2 separate regions of the Homo sapiens genome follow, and region 1 is linked to region 2. A link is an interaction called in ENCODE POLR2A ChIA-PET data of the cell type or tissue named here. Cell type or tissue: MCF 10A. All regions are shown on one strand. Links, peaks and the distances in the headings refer to the core of each region. The heading gives the core; the rest is flanking DNA.

The links. Peaks named below come from ENCODE experiments on the same cell type or tissue, not always from the same donor. Only the 100,000 strongest peaks of a DNase experiment are listed, where the experiment ranks them.
Region 1: POLR2A ChIA-PET joins it to region 2 with 6 read pairs; 2 of 35 experiments call an interaction of 5 or more read pairs at or near these places.

What each region holds. Positions count from the first base shown.
Region 1 is chr7:135,983,342-135,991,343 of GRCh38, reverse strand. It overlaps a transcript of LOC105375523 not described here. Among named protein-coding and RNA genes, the nearest start is that of MTPN, 10 kb to the right of the region's middle. In MCF 10A, for the core only: no CTCF peak of the experiment used is centred there; no DNase peak of the experiment used is centred there.
Region 2 is chr7:135,713,037-135,721,038 of GRCh38, reverse strand. The region is part of intron 2 of SLC13A4 (solute carrier family 13 member 4); the gene reads left to right. Among named protein-coding and RNA genes, the nearest start is that of SLC13A4, 11 kb to the left of the region's middle. RefSeq lists an enhancer at 5,568-6,434. In MCF 10A, for the core only: no CTCF peak of the experiment used is centred there; DNase peaks (open chromatin) are centred at 4,138 and 6,298.

The sequences.
Region 1 (8,002 bases), core at 2,184-6,183, 270 kb before region 2:
CACTTTTCGCCTTTAAATACTGAAGCCCTCAAAGTCATCTTTGAAGAAAGGCACAGACCACAGACTTCCTGTGATTCCACGTTTATTTGTTCCAGGTATGTCCTTAATCTTGGCAAACTAAACTTCTAAATTGATTGAGACCTGTCTCAGATACATTTTGGTTTACAAATTGGTGACCAACACGGGGAACTCTGAATGGAGGTGGCCCTGACCTTTAACAAATCTATCAATGCTTGGTACCAGCTTGAACTATCTTTATTGCTCAAACCAATGGGACAATTTGCTGAGGTGCAGAGATTTCCTCTCCAGAGAATCCCTGATCTCCCCAAATTTGGTTGAGACCTAAGGTTTATCTTGCTGTACAACTCCTTTTCTGGAGTTTCGCTCACGTCCAACAAGGAAAGTGAGTTTTTCTGTTTCCATGTTGATGGAGTGCAGGCAACTCCTTTCTGGATTTTCAGCTTGCTTCCAAGAGGAAAGGCAAGTTTGAGGTTTTTTTCTGCTTCTAAGATGGTAGAAAGCAGCCTTGAGCCTGGGCCGCACTCCTAGTAAGCAGCTGAATTGGGATTTTGTCTTGAAAATTCTCCTTAATGACTAAAAGTTAAGATTGGCAACCAGCTGATCTTAATTCCTCTTTACCATTAGAGCACTCAGTAATTATATTCTTTGGTTTGTTATTGTTGCTCCAGTCTTTCTCCCATCAGATTTGACCACCTTTACCTGACTTGGTCAAATCTAAATGAGAATTACAAATTATGGGAAGGAGTCCTCTGAATTAGCTAAAATTCCTCACAGCTGAAAAAAAAAAAAAAAACTTTATTTCTCTGTTTGCTTCCTTTCTTAAAAAATTGTTCTTTTGTTTACTTTTCTTCAACCCTATTCCTTCTTCCTCTTTTGTCATCTTCGGTATGAAGTGGAAAAAAAAATCTAGATAAGGCTCCTAATGACTTGGACCTCTTAAAGAACTCAGAATAAATGTGCCACTCACCCTTTTCTGAGGTGTTCTGCTTTCTTTGTGGAGTTTCAAGAGTCATGGACAGATTATTCTCAGGTCTAAGGTTTTGCTTTCTTGTATGGCATTACTTGACCTCTTTGGCTTTTTGGGGATACCAGAGATTACCCTGTACTGTAAGAGGATTTGACCTTGGTGTGTGTAACAGTGGACAAGAGCTACAATGTTGGGAGTAGCTGAGGATTTTACAGAAAATGACCATTACTACAGCTGACTACTTGTTTTTTTGAACATTCTTGAATATAAGAAAGTTGTACATGCTTTCTTGGCCCTATTCCTTAAAAGGCTCCACCCTAAAGCCAGTAATCTAATGAAGCTACAGTTAAAATATCATCTATCAAACTAAGTTATTTTAATAAAGGAAATTTACATAATTAAAGGAAATCTTTTTTTTTTTTTTTTGAGACAGAGTCCAGCTCAGTTACCCAGGCTGGAGTGCAGTGGCAAATCTCCACTCACTGCAACCTCCACCTCCTGGGCTCAAGTGATCCTCCTGCCTCAGCCTCCCAAGTAGCTGGGACTGCAGGGATGAGCCACCACACCCAGCTAATTTTTGTATTTTTGTAGAGACGGGGTTTTGCCATGTTGCCCAGGCTGCTCTAGAACTCCTGAGCTCAAGTGATCCACCCACATCACCCTCCCAAAGTGCTGGGATTACAGGCATGAGGCACTGCACCCGGCCAAAATCTCTTTTTTAAGAACATCTATGTCTCTGCACCTAAACCACTAGGAATTTTAACTAAGGAGAAAACAATGGCTTAAAGTTTATATAACAGACCTTGCCTTTGTTTAGATCTAAGAATGTGCTTTTGAGATGTACATTGTCTACCTTGTTTTACCTAAAGTTAGGTCTTTGGAGATCCAAATTTCGTTAACAATTGTGTAGGATACAGAAGAGGTAATCAATAAATTAATAGTCTAAAGTAGGGAAGGGAAAATTTTTGAAAACAGGCAAATGAAAAACTTTAAATCCATAAGATCTGTCTGTCTGAGTCTGATATGCCTATATGTTCATGTATAGCATGTGAAAATAATATTTCACTACCAATTATATAAAAGAGCTCTAATTAATTGGCCTAAAGAAAAGTAAGCATTTATCAGACTAATAGAAACTAATTCAGAGGCTTTTCAGTTCACATGACTTTAGTAATCTTTGGTAAGATTAATTTGGTAAATATAGTCTCAAAATTCTCTCCAATAATTTAAAATCTTAAAGTCAGGTCATGTTAAATTAAGTAATCCTAGGTTTTTTACTGGGAGTAGGGTTACCAAGAGTTAGAATAGACCAGACATGGTGGCTCACACCTGTAATCCCAGCACTTTGGGAGACTGAGGCAGGCAGATCACGAGGTCAGGAGATTGAGACCAACCTGGCCAACATGGTGAAAGCCCATCTCTACTAAAATACCAAAAAAAAATAGCCAGGCGTGGTGGCACACACCTGTAGTCCCAGCTACTCAGGAGGCTGAGGCAGGGGAATTGCTTGAACCTAGGAGGTGGAGGTTGCAGTGAGCTGAGATCATGCCACTGCACTCCAGCCTGACAACAGAGTGAGACTCCGTCTCAAAAAAAAAAAAAAAAAAAGAGTTAGAATAGCAGGAGAGTAGGATGTTTTGGTGAAGTTTACAAAAAACATGAATATGTGGTTTTTGCTTGAGAAAATGTAATTTTTTCTAGTTTAGAGGACTTTTCTGTAACGAAAACACAACTTCAGTTGTTCACTGCTTACAGAGTCCAATTAACAAGAGCAAGGTCTGGTATAAAGAAAGTGACTTTTTATTCCAAAGCCAGCTTAGGGGAATAAGCTTCCTGCCTTAAGGGTACCACTTTGCTTTTGGAGGCAGAACGCAGACACTTTTTAAAGGGGGCTTGACATGAATGGCACACAGGGAAGAAAGTGAGCAGGTGGGGGTCCACATAACTCTCTTCAGTGCCTTATCTGCTGGGTGGTTGAGCTGACAACTGCTGGCACCTTCCTGGACAGAACTAGGTTGTAAAGGTGCCCAAAACTCTCCAAGTGAGAGACATTTTCATAGCAGGTATACTTTGGGTTGTAGATTGACCGTTGTCTCTCCAGGCAACCTCCTCATGGGTGAGAGTTCCACCCTGAAGCTTCTAAGCACATAATTAGATGAACTTTCCCTGTAGGGAGTGTCTGGTGAAAGGAAGGTAAAAGGTTATAATTGCATTTCTAAAGGGCTAAGCAGAAAGTAGAGGGTGGGGAAAATGGAGAAAAGATAAAAGAAGAGAAAAAAATAAAACACGATAATAATTCATTCTCTTTTTCTTAGAAAAATGGAGGTCTTTGATTGCATTGCTACTGGTGTGGAGATAAAAACCACTGTTCACATCCAACCATTTTTTTTTTTGTAAACTGGTGAGTTTGTATTGATATTTCACGGTTAGAATTCCAAAGTAAAGGCTATAGGATCCTTATTTGTATGGGTGTGCATGTGTGCTTAGGTGTGTTTACATGTACATGCATGTGTTTTGTTATGTGTTGTGGCCATAAGGTACCAAACTGGTTTAAAAATAAAGGAGTATTCATTAAGTAAATAAGCCCAAAGGATTCTCAAGTTTATATAACTTAAGTAAATCTTTAATAAATAGGCAGGCTTTAAAATTATTAGTAAAATAATATTAGAAATGTCTTCAGAATTGTCTACATACATTATTGCAAGCTTGTCCAACCCACAGCCCCTGGGCTGCATGTGGCCCATAATGGCTTTGAATATGGCCCAACACAAGTTCATAAACTTTCTTAAAACATTATGAGATCATCTCATGTGATTTTTTTTTTTTTAGCTCATCAGCTATCACTAGAGTTAGTGCATTTTATGTGTGGCCCAAGATAATTTTTCTTCTTCCAATGTGACTCAGGAAAGCCAAAAGATTGGACACTCTTGCATTATTATTTAGATTTTTTGGTCAAGTGGTTGTGTATTTATCTCTGCTAAATATTATAAGGTGTCAAGATTTTGCATGATGCTTATAAAGTTATAAATGCAGCTGAAAAGGAAATTATCTTTGTGCAATTTTTTGATAAATAAGGCATTTAATATTGTTGGATTAATGAAAACAGCTAAATCCTGAGTTGTTTGCAAAACACACACACATACACACATTTATTTAACTTTAAGGTTCTTACTTAGGTATAAACACCTGAAATTCACAGGTTATAAAAATGTTTAACAGGGAAATAACTTCAAATGATGACTATCACAATTTTCATAAGTAATCTACGTAAACTACTAAAAAATTAATTAGGCAAATGTAATGGAATAAATGCTTGTAAATAAACTTGTAATATACCTTAGAATCTGAAATTAGATAATAAATATGTATTAAATGTCTGGGTCAGTTCTGATTTTTTAAAAAATTACATTATAGGAAACCATTTTTCTAAAAGAAGTGTTCTTATTGGCTGAGCACTGTGGCTCACACCTATAATCCCAACACTTTGGGAGGCCAAGGTGGGCAGATCACAAGGTCAGGGGTTCGAGACTAGCCTGGCCAACATGGTGAAACCCCATCTCTACTAAAAATGCAAAAAACAATTAGCTGGGCATGGTGGCAGGCACCTATAATTCCAGCTACTTGGGAGGCTGAGGCAGGAGAATTGCTTGAACCCAGGAGGTGGAGGTTGCAGTGAGCCGAGATCATGCCACTACACTCTAGCCTGGGTCACAGAGCAAGACTCCATCTCAGAAACAAAAAAAAAAAAAAGAGGTGTTCTTATTAAAAAAATAATTTTTGTCTAAGTCAAACATTATTTAAAGGTTATTTATAAAACAAGGTAAACAGAACCAGTAAATAAGAGAAATGTAAAGAAAATTATGAATATAAAGGGGGTTTTTTAGTAAGAAAACTTAAAAGGAAAAAAATTCTATATGAGAAAGAATCTTGTGTGATGAATTTTTTGTCCCAAAATAAAATGACTGGTTATTAAAGAAAGTGGGATGAAACCGGAAGTCCAACCATGTTATAAATGGTTTGTGTAAGTCATAATAAGGTTTGTATAAAGAAATTATGAAAAAAAACTTTATGTGATCAAGTTGGCTATAATTAAAAAAGGAAATTATTTATACTAGTCTTTCTAGAGATTGGCCTTTAATATTAAAAATATATATTAATAAACTGAAGAATTGTTTAGAAAAACAAAATTTTCTTAAAGTATTAATTTATTCTTATAAAATTATAAGAAATTTTAACATTTTTAACCCAAAAGCTCAACTTTTATTGTGTCTCACTGTTTTTGGCTTTCTCTCCCCTTTGAGAAGGCCTGAGACAATAACTCTCTCCTTCAACTTTTTCATGAGCTCTTATAATTTTTTTCCTCAGGTTCTAACTGTAGTTGTGGCCTGATGCTAAAAATGTTTTATCCCAAAGATCTAATGAAAATGTTTTCTTCCAACATAACATTCTGTGCTCTTAGCTTTAAACTCTTCTATTAAATAAAAAACTTTCCCTTATGACCTAGGCCACACTCTTCCTAATTATTCAAGTCCTAGAAAACTGAGATTTTAAAAACTTAAGGTTATTACATCCATGTAATTTTCTGTATTCTTTTTAAACTCTTTGTGCTGTTAAGTTACAGGGCTTTGACTCCTGGATCTAAAACGGACACCAAGTCTTGCTAATTCTTGCAAGCACTGACATTAGCTAAAGCCTTATCTTCAGACCTGAGAGAATATGACAATCAAAGTAAACTGCATTCATGAGACACAGAGTCAGAAGTTAAAACTATTCAACCCCTCTAGGCCCAGGAACTAGTGTGAAATCTCACACTGAGTGTGTGAGATTATAGGGCTGATTCTGGGAGAGAAAATTAGTTCAAAGTTTCTCTGTAAATTAAAAATTAATATCAATGGCACACGATGCAAGATGAGCATCTGAGCCCCTGTGTCAGATTAACAAGGTTTTCTTGGAGCATTAACCCACTCTCTAATTAAAAAAAAAAAAGTTATTACAAGGTTTATAGAAATTATATCTTATGGTCAAGATGATTAAAATGTAATGGATTAGCCTGGTGGGGTGGCACACACCTGTAGTTCCAGCTATTCAGGACTAAGCTACTCGGGAGGCTAAGGCAGGAGGATCACTTGAGCCTGGGAAGTGGAGGTTGCAGTGAGCTGAGATCATGCCACTGCATTCCAGCCTGGACAACAGAGAAAGACCTTGTCTCACAAAAAAAACAAAAACAAACAAACAAAAAAAACACCAAAAAATAAAATTTAATAGATTTGTTTATGAAATTTGAGAGACAGATTTAATCACCTTATGCTGTCTTTATTAGGGCTTATTGTTTGGGAAAGTAAGTTTCCTTTCTCAAAGAATAAAAGTTTTTGCTTTTTTTTTTGGAAATCTTTGAGTTATCACTTTGCCTAAATAAATGACTTATTTTACAAGACTTGTGACTCTATTTTGTGATACCAAGAGTTTTAAACTTTTAATATCGGACAGACTTTCCAAAATCAAATGATAAATTCAATCCTTTTGGCTTCATTAATGTTTTGATATTAGGTCCCCTGAAGTCCCAAGGAGACATATTCAGCTTATTTGGTATAATAAAATCATACAGGAGGCATTGTCAAATATAAAATGGTGTTTAAACTTCTTTGGATAATATTTATTTATTTATTGACTTATTTATGAAATACAGTCTCACTCACTCTGTCACCCAGGCTTGAGTGCAGTGGCACGATCTCAGCTCACTGCAACCTCTGCCTCCTGGGTTCCAGCAATTCTCCTGCCTCAGCCTCCTGAGTAGCTGGGACTACAGGTGTCCGCCACCATGCCTGGCTAATTTTTGCATTTATAGCAGAGAGGGGTTTCACCATGTTGGCCAGGCTGGTCTCAAACTCCTGACCTCAAGTGATCCACCTGCCTTGGCCTCCCAAAGTGTTGGGATCACAGGCGTGAGCCACTGCACCTGGCTTGATTATATTTATATAAATGTGTCATTAGCATGTGTTCCAAAATTGTATGAGATTCCTGAGATTCTGATATGTCTTAGTATATATTATCAGTAATAATTATAATTGCTATGTAAAACTGTTGTATGCCACAGAAGTAACCAAATTTCCTTGTCATTTGTATCTTTACCCATGGCTGTTCTAAGACTTTTGTCATCCATGATTGTTTTACTTCATCCTTTTATAGGGTGGTTTATAATCAGCTATAGAACTCTGAGGAGTACTCTTAAATATAGGTTTCTAATATCTTTAGAAAATATGCCATTGGAATAAAGAGAAAGAAAACTCCCAGAACTCTCATGGAGAGCTGATGTATTCAGGAGGATTGCTGATCCAATATCGAGCAGAACAGGAATTAATTGCATGGACTGAACTAACAGAAGATTGAAATCCTCTTTTATGGCTTTTTGTCTAAAACACTTGCTGATTCTTCCTGTTTTGTTTTCTAGAGTCAAGAAAGTTTTCTCTTCTTTAAGCTGTTTACAGCTTTTAACAATTGAGTAAAGTATACTCTAATAAGAAAAATTTAAAACAACTCCATTGCAATTGCTTCAGAATTTGGAAACTATTTGGTGAATATCCTTAGTTTATGACAATGTAGTTCTTTGCATAAATTCAATAAGAATCTATTTTCTTTTATAACAGGACATAATTGGAGACACTGGTGATTTCATCAAGACTTTGATTGTAATGACATTTTCAGATGGCCTTGAGAAAATGAGGCTGACCTATAAAGCCAATAAAAGCGCCTTGGAAAACCTGGGATCATACATTTTTATTTGCAGCGTACTGACTTGGGATAAGTAAAGAATGTCACTTTCTGACAGGCCCAGGAAACTCAGGTTTTCTTGGGACCTTGAAAAAAGAGTAATTCACCCAATTCACACAGGTATCTGCAGGCACAGTAAATTCTTAGCTGGGCTCAAGGCTTTTAAAAAGTTCAAATCTTAGATTCCTTATGAAAAGCTTCCAGCAAAGCCAATTTTATAAAGAGAAAGAGAGAGCCTGCATGGCA
Region 2 (8,002 bases), core at 2,575-6,574:
GATAAGCACACAAAGGCAGGAATCAGACCTCCCATTAGAAAGCTGAGCCTGTACACAGTAGGTGCTCAATGAATGTTTGTTACAGAGAGACTTACCCTATTTCCCTGAACCCTGACAATGTTTTCATCCACGCCTCCAAAAAACAACATTTCTTTTTCTTCTCGCCCGACTTAAGGTTACTTTCTTTCTTTGCGCCCTCCCTAGAGTGAGCCCTCTCCATTCACTGTCTGTGGCCTTCTCAAAAGCTCAAACAGAAATTGTCAGTGGGAAGCCCAGGTTGTGGCAAAATTTCAGAGCAAAGTTTAAGCCTGCCATGAGTAGGGAAAAAGAAAAAACAAAACAAAACAAAACAGCCAGAACCTGGGACCAAATGAATGACGATCTCATTCAGTAACACCTGGTTCCATTCAACTGTCTCATTATTAACACCTGGTCTCTGCTTAGGGTTTTTGTTTTGTTTTTGGTTTTTTTTTTTTTTTTTTTTAATGAAAAAGCCTGAATCACTGAGATGGGGGTAAGGTTATGGGCAGAGGCACAGAAAGAAGAGGAAAGGAAGCTCATATTTGAATGCCTACTAAGCGCCAGGCACTCTATCAGAAGTGCTGCATTTGTTATGTAATACTCCCAAGGGCTGTACAAGGCGCATGCTAGTATTTCCATTTTACAGATAGGCTCAGAGAATTAAGAGACTCAGCCCAAATCACAAAGCTGAAAGTAGCAGAATTAGATTCAAACCCGTAACTATTAGAATTCAAAGTGTATACACTTGATCACTACACCATAAGAAAAAGACTCCATAAAGTGGTATGTGGCTTCATGGCACTATGTACACATGGAGTTATTACTTAGAACTGTGAGTCTCTTCACTTCTGTGATATGAGGAAGAATGGAGCGGGGCCTATGGATGCTTTAATGGACAACAGAACTTTCCAAAAATAGAATTAGGCAATCCTCTAATAGTTGTACTTCACTGCAAATGAACACTTTGTCTTTCTACTGGATAGATTTAACTGACTAGTTTTTTGTTTGCTTTTAGGTTCCTTTTCTTTCTTTCTCTCTCTTTCTCTCTCTCTCTCTCTCTCCCCCCAACTCCCTCCCCTGTCTCTCTCCCCCTGGGCCCGTCTCTCTCTCTCTCCTCTCTCTCTCTCTTTCCTTCCTCTTTCTATCTATCTATCTGTACACACATATATATATGCGTGTGTGTGGCTATACACACACACACACACACACACACATACACACACACACACACACACATGTGGCATTGAGTAGCCATAGCCTCAGGCTCACCAAAAAGAAGAGAATCCCCAAAGCTCTCAGCAGTGCTTTCATTCCTGGAGATGGGTACAACCCCAATATCGTGGGGACCCATGTAAAAGCTAATCTGTGACCAGAATCACCAGGCAGTTGTTCTAATTGCCCCCTCTTCTTTCGTGAAAAAAGAATAGGTAATATGGGGTTTTGTGTCTGCCTAAAGAAAAAAGCAACCTAAATGTGACTTTTCTTAAGAGAGCTATACAAGCTTGTTCTCCAGGCTTCTCTTTAAAATTGTGAAATTAAAACCAGCAAGGGCAGGGCTTGAAAGTGGAGGGTAGAGGAAAAAAAATGATGTTTAGAAAGAACTGAATCCTAAATAACCTTTTAAAGTGAGAAAACTATTAATTAAGAAACCTAATCTTTGTATTTCACTATAGGCAGCCCAAAAGCCAACAGCATGCCTTAGCTTTCAAGCAGACAGTGTCTCTGTTTCTCCAAGGGCACAGTAGAGATGTTGCCAGGCAACAGTTATCCGAGGGACGCCCCTTTGTCCAGAGAGGAAGGCCAAACCCGTAAGGAGAGTCTGCAGAGGCAGTCGCTTGGGAGGGTAACAGGACTCTGTGAGAAATAAAGGAAGACTGTCCAGGGAGGGACTGTGTGTCACTATTGCTAGGGGCTGGAGGAGCCAGAAAGCACGTCTTATCATTTGAGGTGAAAAATCCGAATCCACCTGCCTGATGACGTGGCTTTGGCTGATGATGATATTTAGTAGTTGGGCTACAGGGAGCAGCTTAGTCCAAATATAGTCTGTTTAGCTGACCTTCTTAGCTCAGATTAGAGGGAAATGCCAGTAAGGCAGAGCACATGGGTTATAGCCCTTTGTAAGCCAGTTAACTTTGCAGAGAAAACACCTATTCCACAACCACCTATGCACCACTATGACACCAGAATGTGCCATGGCTCACAGGGGGAAGCTAGGCTGGTGCTCTTTAGGAGCCCCCAAATCCTTGTCATTTCCCAAACCCATCTACTTCTTGACCATCCTCTTACTGCGACTTGGGTTATTCTTCCACTTTGGAAAGTTCTCTCCCGTTCTTTGACCTTTAAAGTCCTACTCAATTACTCTCTTTGGTGAAGCCCTTCCAATGACCAAAGGCTGAAAGTGTTGATCCCTTCTCAATGAGCCTATTTCATGTCTTTATCTTTTAAATGGTGCATCAGATACACCAGATATAAACTTTTCATAGACATGTGCTCTCCCCACCGAGATTCATGCTCTCTGGGATGTACAATGTCTATGTCTATGGCCTGTCTGTAGCCCAGCACCATGTTTGCATCAGCCCTCATTCACAGCTCTTGATTGCAGTGTTTCTTGACAATGTGTCAGTAATGTCATCTTCAGTGAGGGAAGGAAGGCACGTGAATAGGATCAGTGTGACTCTGGGACTGTGGCTGGGTTCCCTCATGTTATTCATTCAACATTTAGAGACAGTATTTTCTCAGTTCTACATCTACCAGGTGCAACATGGGATGATATGGGTACCCTGAGGGTGACAAAAATAAACAAAATGTCATCTCTCCCCTCTTGAATCTCGTATCTGAGCTCTCACTGTCTGAAGCTGGATATGTTCTGCAGTTTCTCCAGAGAAACAGAACGAAGAGGAGACTAGCGCGCACGCGTGCGCGCGCGCGCGTGTGTGTGTGTGTGTGTAGGAATTGGCTCACTTGATTAATTATGGAGGCTAAGACATCCCATGAGCTGCCACTTGCAAGCTGGAGACCCAGGAGAGCTGCTGATGTCACTCTGTGTGAGTCCAAAGGCCTAAGAACCAGGGAAGCCAATGGTGTAGATCCCAGTCCCAGGGCAGGAGATGACAGATGTCCCAGCCCAGGTGGTGAGACTGGAAAAAGGAGGCAAATTCCTGCTTCCTCTGCCTTTTGTTCTAGTCAGGCCCTCGACAGATTGGATGATGTCTGTCCAGATGGCAGAGGGCAATCCACTGATTCAAATGCCAATCTCATCCAGAAACACCCAGAAGCAATGCTTAATCTGGGCACCCCATGGTCCACCCAAGTTGACATGCAAAGTTAACCATCACAAGTACATATAAATGGTTCATTTTTACAGTGGTGATCTGTCAGCCAGTGGGTATTAGGAGTTGTGTGCAAAGCTCAGACTCAGGTGCTGATAAGAGATACAAAATGACAGAAGGGCTCCTGACCCGGAGAAGTTTCTATTTTAGTAGAGAGAAAGTATAAACCATGTGGAAAAATACAGAATGCCCTATGAAGTGATGCCTCGTTTTCTGGCATTGTGGAGGATTTATACAACTCCTCAAGAGGGGATGTTCTAGATAAATAAAATTTACACTGCCAACTGCCCAAACTTCATGTTGACTAATTTTTGATTACAGTCTTTCTAATGGGTTTTATAATTTCCTTGGTCTTTGAAACAGAAGTTATTAAATATAATTTAACTTTTTCCTTGGAGCCTTCAAAATTTCCAGGGGGGAAAAAAAGAATTTCTCACTCAGAGGAGTCAGAGTGGGCTCCATGAGAAAGCACAGTTGAGTAACTTGAGGGCTGGGTGAACAGCTGAACCTAAAGAATCTTGAATAGCATGTTGGCATCAGATTAGGGTGAGATTGCAGTTGAAAATATAAAAGGCTTATTATCAGATTTGCAGATGGCTAAGTTGGATGCGCTAGCTGGCTAATGTACGGTGCTAATGTACGGTGGCAGAATGAGACATGCGGACAGGAAGAGACAATGGACTGAAACTGACAAAATGAAGTCTAATAAGGATAAATGCCAGCAGTTCATGCGAAAAAGACCCTTGGCTTTTAGCTAAGTACAGGCTCAGCATGAGTCACCATCAGTCCAACGTGGCTGCCAAATTCCAAGTGTTTACCATATGCCAGGCACTGTGGGAGGTCATTTACACACACTATATAACTTAATCCTCCGTGAAGGTGCTATTATTTTTATCTTCATTTTAAAGAGAAGGAAACTGAAGTTCAGAGAGGTTAAGTAACTTACTTACCCGCGGTTATGCAGCTACTAAGTGGTGGAGCTGGGACTTGAATCCAAGATTGTATGATTCCAGAACTTGAGCTCTTAACCCCCCAGGCAATGTGACCAAAATCCTCCGTTGAATTAATAAATTATGGGCTGGGCACTGTGGCTCACGCCTGTAATCCCAGCACTTTGGGAGGCCAAGGCAGGCGGATCACCTGAGGTCAGGGGTTTGAGACCAGCCTGGCCAGCATGGTGAAACCCATCTCTACTAAAAATAAAATAGAATAAAAAATTAGCAGGGTATGGTGGTGCATGCCTGTAGTCCCAGCTACTCAGGAGGATGAGGCAAGAGAATCTCTTGAACCCAGGAGGCAGAGGTTACAGTGAGCCAAGATCATGCCACTGCACTCCAGCCTGGATGACAGAGCTAGGCTCCATCTAAAAAAATTTTTTTTAATTTTAAAAATTAATAAATGATGTGTCCAGTACATCAAATTCTGGATAAGGAGCTCATCCAGAGGTGGGTGGCCAGGATGTTAAAAAGCTGGAGCCTGAGTCACATGAGGAATGAAGAGAAGACTTAAGGGGACATAAGTCCAGGCTTCCATAAGTCCAGGCTTCCATGGCTCCACACTCCAGGCCCAAAGCGTCACACCAGAACCAGAGTCAGAGTGCCATAAAGGAATTTCCCGTTCTGTATAAAGGAAAACTCTGACATGAGTTGCCATGTGTGGTCCTTGTGTTCCTGTCCCTAGATGTCTGAGCCAAATGACCATGCCAGATACACTAGACATAGACTTTGTGCCTTGGGAGATGGGTTGGACTCTAAGGTCCCTCTATGATCTTGTGAGCATCCAGCTGCTACTTCCTCTGCTGATTAGTCCTGTATTTTAGGTTTGTGTGTGTTTGTTTTTATTTTGGCTCCATTGTGACTCTCACTTACCGTCATTATATCTGCCTCTGAAGTCCTCTAAGCCCCTTCTAATGTGTTGCTCCAAAAGTTTATAGCCTGGGCATGATACCTGTGTCAATCAAGTTAACTAAGATTTACTGTCTATAGGAGAATGGCATAGAGGTGGGCACCACAGGGCTCTCCGGTGAAGTAGAAAGCATGGGTTGGATATTGGGGATTGGGAACAAACAGCTCTCCAGGAGGCCCAGGGTTAGGGTGTACTTCAGGAAGTAATTGCATGTGCTCTTTGTCTCTATCCTTTCCCCAGCACACACACTGGCACACACTCACACACTCACATACACACTCCTACACACCCACTCATACATACACATACACACACTCATATGCACTAATGCACATTCACACACTCATACACACGCTCACACACTCATACACACACTCATACACACATGTTCACACATACACACTCACACACTCATACACATACACTCATACACACGCTCACATATACATACACTTACTCACACACATACACATGCTTAGATATACGTACACTCACACACACTCATACACTCATACACATGCCCACACTCATACACATACACATACACACATACACTCACATATACACACTCATGCACACATACACTCATACACACTTATATACCCATATACACATATATACTCTCACACACTCATACACACATTCTCACACACGCATACACACATAAACTCATACACGCTCACACACATACACTTATACACACACATCATACACACACACATTCACATACACACTCATACCCTCACACACATTCACACTCACATATACACAAATACACACTCACATATACACACACATACACACACTTTCACATACACACTCACACACACTCTCACCTGGGCCCAGCCAGCGGTCTCTGGCCCTGCGCTGCAGGCCTCGGGCTGGTGTCACTCAGCTTCCAGCTCCCGCAGGGGCAGGAGAGGAGTACAGGCTGCGCCCGCTGGGATAACCCGCAGCCGCTGCCGCCTGGTGCCGCCGGAGTCGGCTGTCATCAATCCGCTTCCCTGCTGGCTCCTGATCTTTCTGACCCGCCAGATTCCTGCCCTCTGACTCGTTACCCTGACTTTCTCTGTTTGAGTAAGCCTGGGGGCATTTCATAAAGCACTCTCAGCTCTGCCTTTCCCATCTCTCCTCGCCATGGAGGCTGACCGGTCCTCTGCATGCGGGCCCGTGGGCATGTGGGCTGGACATCCAGCTGGCCACCTGCCTGAACCCCAGGCTGCCCTCACCCTCAGCCACCCAGACGCAGCCCCAGGGCTGAGCTCCACACTGGGCCTTCAGTGGGAGCCTACAGACCTTGCAGCCTTTCGAGACCAAGCTAATGTTTCTGGGGGGAAGAGCAGCTCCCTGTGAACCACCACCTGACCAGCAGCCCCTTGGCTCGTGGCTCAGAGCCCAGACCCTTGCCTCAGCTTCCCCATCTGGGTAGTTCATACAGTCCCAAAGAAGAAACTGGGCAGGGGTGGTGGCGGTTATGAATCAGTGTCTCCAGTCATGCAGGAGTTGGGCCAGCTTCTGGGTCATGCCAGCACCCATCTGGGTCTCTCTACTTTAGACTTCTCTAGGGCAGGATTTGCAAAGAATGTTTTTTTAAGCAATGAAACCTTTTCTTTAAACCAAATCTTAGAAGACTCAATATATAAAACAGATGGAACCAGGAATGCAAATCAGGTGATGAGAAGGGTGTCTGAGCCCCTGCTAGGGGCTTACCCGGCAGAAACAGCATTCCTGCCCCCAGGGAAGGTGGAAAGGAGACACTGCTGGCTTGGCTGTGCTGCTTGGACACTAACTGGAATGGAGTCCTGTGGGGCTTCAGCCCTGGCAGGGCTTAGCTTAGCACTGAGCGGGAGCCAGGCCAGGTATCTGCTCCCAGGGTTCAGAGAATTTCACTGCAAAATTGTTCAGATGAGGCTGGGCACAGTGGCTCACACCTGTAATCCCAGCACTTTGGGAGGCCAAGGTGGGAGGATCACAAGGTCAGGCGTTGAAGACCAGCCTGGCCAACATGGCGAAACCCCGTCTCTACTGAAAATACAAAATTAGCCGGACACAATGGTGGGTGCCTGTAGTCATAGCTACCGGGAAGGCTGAGGCAGGAGAATCATTTAAACCTGTAAGGCCAAGGTTGCAGTGAGCCGAGATCAGGCTACTACACTCCAGCCTGGGCAACAGAGTGAGACTCTGTCTCAAAAAATATATAAAATAAAAAACACATAATTAAAAAAAAATAAGAGCCCACCTGCATTATCTTATGTGTAAAGCCCATGTCACAGCAGATTAAATTAGCTATGTAGCATCACTGTGGCCCTTAAAAAATTGGTGACAGAGGTACAGAGGTTCATTAGCTTGTCCAATAGCAGGTAACTCATCTGAACTTCAGAGCCCAAGATTGCTATAGCTATTCCTTGTCAAGGGGACCTCCTTGAGCCCATCTTTCCTAAAACACAGTCCAGAAACACCTCTGCTCTCCAAGTTCAGTGATGTGGCATACTGAGAAAAACCACAGAGCAGAAAAGCAGAAAAAGCAATCAAACCACCATGCAAATGTCCTAAAATCCATGCACTTTACTCCTGGGGAGGAACAGCCATTTAGAATCTAATTTCTCTTTACAAAAAACTCTAACAATCTTCGTTATCTGGCTTCCCAGCTCACAGGATGTGAGTCTGGGAAATTATAAAATGGGGAAAGGAATGCTAATGGCAAGCATCCTCACATCGGGAAAATGCAGCCGCCTAAGAATGAGACG